Linked DNA regions of Homo sapiens: region 2 is linked to region 1. Evidence: read pairs that join two places in POLR2A ChIA-PET (ENCODE). Cell type or tissue: MCF 10A. All regions are shown on one strand.

Region 1 (4,000 bases):
ATTAGGAAAATGGAATCAGGGTAGCGCCTTGGGAGAAAATGCCGTGGATCCCAGGGCCAAAGCTCATTGTGCCCTTGGTGAGCTGTTTGCCCTGAGGAGAGCCCAGCAAAGATGGCTCCCAAGTCGTCTCCTTCAGCCACTGCTGGGCCTGGATGTCCCTAGAAAGTGGGCCAAAGCCAGGTCATGTTCCTGTCGTTGGGGAAGTGGAAAAAAAGGGGCTGCCATCCCGCCTCTCTGACAAACACAGGGAGGTGCCCCCGTGCCTCCGCCACTCTGCCAGGGATACAGACAGACACTCAGGAAGCACCACAGGCCCCAAGAGGCACAGGCACACTGACAAAAGCAAACCCATACCGGGGACACAGATACCACACACATTTAGTCATCGCTGGCGGCCCCCAGGTGCCAGAGACTCTCACAGAAGCTCAAGGACTCGAATGAGGTGTTGGTGTGTTTAACACCCATGCCCCCCCCCACACACACCTGTGTATGCCCACATGCTGCCACTCTGACCTGTGGGTGGGGGCAGGCATGTGAGTGGGCTCTGAGTCTTGGCCTGAGCAGGTGCGTGGGTGTCCCCCCCGCACTCAAATGGGCAGCTGGAAAGGAAGGTCAGGCTCAGGTGCGCAGAGCACAGTGGCCCTGAGCGGGGGTGGTGGGCGTTGCCATGGAGATGACAGCCAGAGAGGCAGCACTGCAGGCGAGCTCCGTGTGGGCGGCTGCTGAGCCCGCAGATCCACAGATCTCAGGAGGGACTGGGCAGTGCTGGAGGCTCCAGGATGGGAGCGGGGGGGCTCTTGAGGTGGGGGTGAAGCTGAGGAGCTCTGGAATGGTCATGAATTTGTGGTCTTGGCTGGGAGCACAGACTATGGGGCCTCTGCCTCCCCCATCAGTGCCACTCACTCCCACTCCTGTCCCCCACCAGCAACTGTGCTGAGCTCACAGCCAAGGCAAAGCTATCAGGGAGGGCAAGCAGAGGCGGGGAGCTAAGGATCGTGGCTGGTTTTAGGAAAACGGCTGAGGAGGGTCTAGCTGATTCTCCCCACCTCCTGGCATCACCTGACCTCTCTTTCTTTTCCACTGGTCCCTCCTTTGCAGCCTAGTGGAATGGGAATCACAGAGGACTGGGAGTCAAACAGTAAATCAGGATGCCTGTCCCTGTCGACCAACTCTGGGACCATGAGCAACCTGCCCAGTGAATCTCAACCTGGGTCTTCACATCTGTGAAATGGGATGAGGAACCCTGATCGACCTACCTCCAGAGCTGCTGAGAAGGTCAAATGACTCTCAAGAAATTCAACTGGACAGACATGGACAGATGCTTACTATGCACCAGCACGCCGTGGCGCTCCAGGGACGGAGAGAAGTACACTCTTGCGGAGCTCACCAGTGAGTGGGTGGGAGACGAGCACGTGCAAACAAGACAGCTCGGATAAGCGCCAGGACTCAGCCTGTTCCAGCAGCTCCTGGGAGTGCCTGCTAAGGGCCAAGTACCGGGATACAGAGAGGCAAGAGCGGCAGAGGAGCCCAGGGACTGCATGGGATTCAAATCACGAAAGAGCAGCGGCCTCCCCCAGAGCAGCCCTCAAATGCATCCGTCTCATTCATCCTCATACACCGCCAGGTGGAGCCACTGAATGCTCTCCCCATTTTACAAGTGAGAAAGCTGTGATCAGAAAGAAACAGCTGTCCCAAGTGCAAACGAACCCTGGGAAGAGGTGGAGCTGGGATTTGACTCTTGTCTGGCAGGTCCCAGAGTCCCTGCTTTGGGCCACTGAGCTCAACTGCTTCTCCCGGCCTCACCCTTCCATGTGCCTATGGCCTCTGGGAGGGAGCTGCCTGGTGTCAAAGGCCCTCCCCTGCTCCCTGCCCCGGCCCTGGCCTGGGCTGTGGTCCCACCAGCCACTCACCCCTCCGCCTTCCCTGTTCTCTCCTCCTTGCCTGTCTTCAATAAGACGGTCCAGGGGCGTGGACAGATAGCACAGTGTCACAGAGCCCGACAGCACTGACATCGGCGTCCTACGCCACCACTTGCGAGCTGGGGCAAGGCCACGGAGCCTCTCTGAGCACTGTTTCCACGCTGCAGTCCACACACGGGCAGTGCAGGGCATGAGCCAGACCCTCAACACCTTCAGTGCTCGCGAGGCACTCTGCACCCCCAGTGCTTCCAGAAGGGGCCATCTGTCCCCTGTTTCCAGGCAGTGGAAGGTGGAGTCTAGCCTGGCAGGACAGGAGGCAGAGGCTGGGCCTTGTCTCCAGAGAAACCGGGGCTCAACTCCTGCCTCCTCCCTCACTCGCTGTGTGTCCTGGGGAAAGTCACAAGGCCTCTCTGAGTTTTGTTCCTGGGGCCTCCCACCCCAGGGTCCCAGACGGGATCCAGCAGGACCCGAGGTCCATGGGTCTGAGCTGGCAGGATCTGAGCTCAGAGACCTTGCCCCTCTCCAGAGGACCCCCACCCCTCCCAGCTCCTCTAGGTGGCCCCCTGGTAGCCTCCCGGGGCCCTGTGAATGGGGGAGGGGGAAGAAGGCGCTGTCACCTGGGTTTGAGGTGGAGGGCACTGGTGGATGGCAGAGGAAGCCTGTCTGGGCTGGGAGAGGGCACCCTATGGCTCCCCTCTCTGGGCCTGGCTCCCCCACTGCTGACAGCCTGGGCTGTGAACAGACCGGTGGGAGGGCCTGCACGGGGCGGGGGATGTGAGGCCAAGGCTGACCTAGGTCTCAGGCACAGCCTTACAGTGGGCAGCTTTGAGAAACCCAGTGAGAAGGGCCAGCTCTGGGCTCAGAGGCCAGGGAGGGCGTGGGAGAAACAGGCAGCGCCCCGCACTGGCTGGCATCTCTTGAGGTTTCTGTAGAAATGTTTGCTCCGGCAGGAAAAAAAAAATCTGTTGCCATGGTAACCTATGTCTTCCCTCCCCAGCTGAGTCCTCAGAGGGAAAATCATCTCAGAATTCCCAGGGATGAGTGGCCAGCTACACTTAGGGGAAGCTTCCCAAACCCAGGCCTCCCAGCAGGGTGAAGAAGCCACATTCGCTCAAACACTGGAGCCTCATTCATTCATTCATTCATTCATTCAACAATCACTGAGACTCTACGCCCCACCCTGTGCTGGGCCTGGGGATGTGGAAATTCATCCAACTCGGTCCCAGAACTCAAGGAGCTCAGACTCTGGTGGGAAGACAGGTGTGTAAGCGTGAAGCCATGGAGGTGGTGAGAGCTTTGACAGGGGATGGCAGAGTGCTGCAGAAGCACAAAGGGAAGGTGGGAGGGCTTCCTGGAGGAGGCCCGCTTTGGCTGGGTCTTTGGGCTGCTCTAGACCCTGGAAGCCCTTAGAGCCCAACCCCCTGCCTGGTGTTCCACCCATTTTACAGAGGAGAGCACTGAGGTCCAGATAGGGTGAATGACTTGCCAGGGTACAAGGAAATGAGTGACAATGTGCGGGTGGGGCTGATGTTCCTAAAAGGAAAGGCAGCTTCATATCCGACCTGAATAAATAATGTATTCTGGATTTTAATTATTTAAAAAGCCTCCATTTCACTGGTGTCTCATCAAAAATAGAAACTCTCTTCCTTTCACTCTAGATTTCTTTTGAAAGTGGCAGGTGGGCGCAGAGGTAGGGCCTGGGCCTCTGAAGCGTCCTGCTTGTGGCAGCAGCTGTGAAGCAGAGGCCGCAAGCCCCGAGCCTCCGACGGAGAAATGACAAGTGACCGTCATCCTGGAGCCTCCCCCCTGCCTTAGGCCAGTCTGCACCTAGCCCTCAGATGGGTGGTCAGCGCACCGCTGTTCCCACAAGACTCGGGTGGTTCCCCAAGTCCACCAGCTTCTCTTTCCTCCCGGGCACACGGGGGTCTTACAGCAGCACCTCTTGGAGATGTCGAAAGAATCCTGCATTCGGTGTCTCTGGGGGGTCCCATCTCTGTCCCCAGACCGGACACACCGTAGACCCCCAACTTATGGACATTTCCATCTTTCAAAGACAGGCCTTAGAGAAAGGAAAGAAAACC
Region 2 (4,000 bases), 180 kb before region 1:
GCTACTGCACTGCAGCCCGGGTGACAGTGTGGACTCCATCTCAAAAAACAAAAACAAAAACAAAAAAAGCTTTTTTGTATTAAATATTACAAAGCAAAATGAAATTCTCATAAAAATGTTAAGATACTAATACCTACTTCATTGGTTTGTTTTGAGAATAAAACCAGTAACAGATGTCAAAGCCTGGAATAGTGTCACATGTTAAGTACTCAGTAAATGTTAGCTAGTATCAGCCTAGGTACACAGTTTGAAAAGCACTGCTCTAGGAAAAGTGAAACTAGTGAACGTTTTAAAGCAGGGAAGAGAGAAGATCCTTTTTACATTTTGGAAAAATAACCACAGATACGCTCAGTTAATATTATATAAAATACCATCCATGATACCAAGTTGGCAAGTCTGGAGAATTAACAAGTAAGGTTGAGTCAAATTCACATAACTGCTAAAGAAAAGGAAGGCTGTTTATAAATTTAAAAATATACAATTCTAACCAAGAACTTTCTTCTTGTTTATCTGACTAAAAGTGGTCTAACAAAATGCAATCACTGCATCCATGTCTTTTTTTTTTTTTTTTTTTTTGAGACAAAGTCTCACTCTGTTGCCCAGGCTAGAGTGCAGTGGTGATTCTCAAATGATTCTCCTGCCTCAGCCTCCCGAGCAGCTGGGACTACAGGCGCACACCACCACGCCCAGCTTACTTTTGTATTTTTAGTAGAGACAGGGTTTCACCATGTTGACCAGGCTGGTCTCAAACTCCTGACCTCAAGTGATCTGCCCACCTCGGCCTCCCAAAGTACTGGGATTACAGGCGTGAGCCACTGCGCCTGGCCCATAAGTTATTTTTAAAGAAAATAAACAGAGGCTGCGTACAACAGCTCACACCTACCATCCAAGCACTCTGGGAAGTAGAGGCAGAGGCAAGAGGATTGCCTGAGAGCCCAGGAGTTTGAGACCAGCCTGGGCAACATAATGGGACCCTGTCTCTACAAAGAATTTTAAAAAAATTAGGTGTGGTGGCATACACCTGTAATCCCAGCTACTTGGAAGGCTGAGGCAGAAGGAAGGCTTAAACCCCGGGGGTGGAGGCTGCAGTGAGCCATGATCGTGCCACTGCATTCCAGCCTGGGAGACAGAGCAAAAGAGATCCTGTCTGTCTCTAAAAGAAAAAAACCAGAAAAACATTAAAAATCCTTTAATTGAAAAAATATTTTAAATAGATTAAAAAAAATATATATATATATATATACACACACACACACACACACTTTTTTAAGGGCCTGAGGCCAGAGGAAGTTAAAACACACACACACACACACACACACGCACGCACAAAAAATTAGTATAAAATTATGTATCGAAGTCTCAGAAGTTTATGCATTATAGAAGTCATGAGTATCAAAATTGTGGCTCAAGTTGGAAAGTTGCTGAGCCAGGAGTGTGGCAAAAGAGGTCATTAGGGCCACACCCAAATTAAAGGCAACTGTGACAAGTGCTGCTCCAGTATCACTACACTCTTAACTGTAAAAACAACAGACAAATCAGTTTTTCAGAATTTATTGTGCTCAACATCACCAATATAATTTTAATAGTTTTTTAATAAACTGAGACACTCGAATCTTAAAAAATTATATTACTTTAACTTTTTCCTCTATTACCATTTTCATGTATTATGGATGACTTTCAATTTAAAAACTATTTTTATGAACTGAATTTAGGGTTGTGGTGGAAGGAGGAGGGTAGGAGGCAATAGTGAGATAGTCACAAAAAAAGTTCTAGATCTCAAACTGACTCAGTCATTGGTATCTTTAAATGAGTGGATTCTGAGAAGTAGTATCAAAGAAGGCAAACATAGTATTTATACCGAGAGAAATACCACCTCTGCCTGTACCCACACCAAGGAACTCTAATGTAAAGTAAGATGCCTCTCACTTTTCTTGTTCCTCCAAGTGAGTCAGTCAGTTACAATGAAATTCCACAGGATCTCCAAAAAGATGCCAGCTCTGGTGAAGATATTATTTATGGTCACAAAAAAAGCTACTCAGTACCTTTAAGACCTAGTGCTCTGTTAACTGTGGTAGATTTGTAAGAGCAGGGGCTGAGAAAAGTCTGACTAGAACAATGGCTTAGGGTGAGGAGTAGGGAAGAGAGAAATTTCCATTCTAGCACTAGTCTCTCCTGAGTCACTCATGCTAGATGTGTGGGTGTTCTCAAGGACTGTGGACAAAGGGCCTTCCAAGGATTCAGAAAGCTGCCAAACAGCTACTGCATTCATTACAACACAGCCACTTATGAGCTAACCTCTTCTTTCTAAAATTATTAACTTTGACTACTAGTTTGCATATAACCATTACGTATGATTTACAGTGTTGGGCTTTTACAAAGTGACTTGGGCATTACTTCCATCCTGGAGTTTCAGCCAGGTATCATGGTTCTTTGTCAGATGCCACTAGCTCTCTGTGAAGGAAACAACAGGTACAGAATAGTTCCGTCTTTCCATATACTATCAGTAGTAAAGATGTATACTTTAGCTCAACTAAAAGACATAATGGAGTCTGCTTCATGTCTTTCCCAAATAATCAAGTCTGTATCTGTATTATCAATACCAAATATTATTAATGCCAGATAGAATATAGCCTATAAATGTATAATATTTTAAAATTATTGTAAAAAACACGGATCAGAGACCAAAAACCCCAAACTGACACATAACTCCCTGAAAGTCTTTCCCAGAAGTCAGGAGCGAGGGCCAGGTGCCGTGACTCATGCCTGTTATCCCAGCACTTTGGGAGGCCGAGATGGGTGGATCACTTGAGGTCAGGAGTTCAAGACCAGCCTGACCACCACGGTGAAACCCCATTTCTACTAAAAATACAAAATTAGCCGGGTATGGTGACACATGCCTGTAATCCCAGCTATTTGGGAGGCTGACACAGGAGAACTGCTTGAACCCAGGAGGCAGAAGTTCCAGTGAGCTGAGATATTGCACTCCAGCCTGGGCAACAAGAGCAAAATTCCATCTCAAAAAAAAAAAAAAAAAAAAAGTCACCAGACGGGAGTATAGTTAGATGTTCCCCCACTGATTTCTTCTGTACGTTATTCTTATCAATTAAGCAGGAGCTCCCCCTTGTAAACTCGTTAGCAAATTTTATTATCTTGGGAGTTTTGGTGGGCTAAGACTGAAGGTCCCTCTGGTGCTGACAGTGTTACTTGACTGAGGGTAAAATGTGGATGGTAGTGTGTTCCTTTTTGAGAATTTGAAAACTAAGAGGTCAATGTACTACCCACAATAAAAGATGAACTAGTAATTTGGAACACTCTAGACCAAAGAAACAAGGAAAGTGAAAGGAAAGAATGTAAGTTATTATAGAGGTTGCTTTAGGAAATGCTAAAGGAACTCAGAATAAGTTTAATCTTAGAAAAATAGGATGGGAACAATAGACTATAACACAAAAGCTATAAAGAATAATATAAGAAATGAAACTGTTGAGAAATAATATTAATGCAAATTTAGAACAGTAACTATTCCTCCTTTCCCCCACCCCCATATCTTAGGAAAAAAAGGCTTCCAGAAGAACAACAAAACCCCCATACGATCTTCAAGAGTTAACTATTGTATAAAACAATCCTACCGTCACTTCAACCACTTTTTCAAAATAATTTATTTGGTTTCAGTGGCAAAATTCTGTAACACTCAACAAATTAATCTTTTAATTCTAAATTCATTTATAAGCGATTTCCATTTTACAGAGTAAATAAGCTACTCTATTGAAGAAAGAGTAGGTAACTGTTATGAAAAGCCTTAAAATACACGCAAAATAACAGGAAGCAAAAAAATGTTCTAAGAAGTTTCATTTTCCTAATAGTTTACTGAGGTTCATTAGCAAACACACTATTAACATGCTGAATCTCTAACTTTAGGATACACATATCAGTCATTATTTCTATATTATCAGTTAACCAGCATATTAATAGACCCTAAAATGGAGCATTTCTAAGAAAGATA

What was found. ChIA-PET counts read pairs that join two places held together with the same protein. Peaks named below come from ENCODE experiments on the same cell type or tissue, not always from the same donor. Only the 100,000 strongest peaks of a DNase experiment are listed, where the experiment ranks them.
Region 2: POLR2A ChIA-PET joins it to region 1 with 6 read pairs; 3 of 35 experiments call an interaction of 5 or more read pairs at or near these places.

The regions. Positions count from the first base shown.
Region 1 is chr2:9,768,943-9,772,942 of GRCh38, forward strand. The region is part of intron 2 of LOC100996549 (a long non-coding RNA gene); the gene reads right to left. Among named protein-coding and RNA genes, the nearest start is that of TAF1B, 73 kb to the right of the region's middle. RefSeq lists a silencer at 434-543 and enhancers at 1,246-2,174, 2,175-3,102. In MCF 10A, a CTCF peak has its summit at 1,613 (motif pointing right); DNase peaks (open chromatin) are centred at 679 and 1,619.
Region 2 is chr2:9,592,682-9,596,681 of GRCh38, forward strand. All of the region lies in intron 2 of YWHAQ (tyrosine 3-monooxygenase/tryptophan 5-monooxygenase activation protein theta), which reads right to left. Among named protein-coding and RNA genes, the nearest start is that of YWHAQ, 36 kb to the right of the region's middle. In MCF 10A, no CTCF peak of the experiment used is centred here; DNase peaks (open chromatin) are centred at 2,210 and 2,740.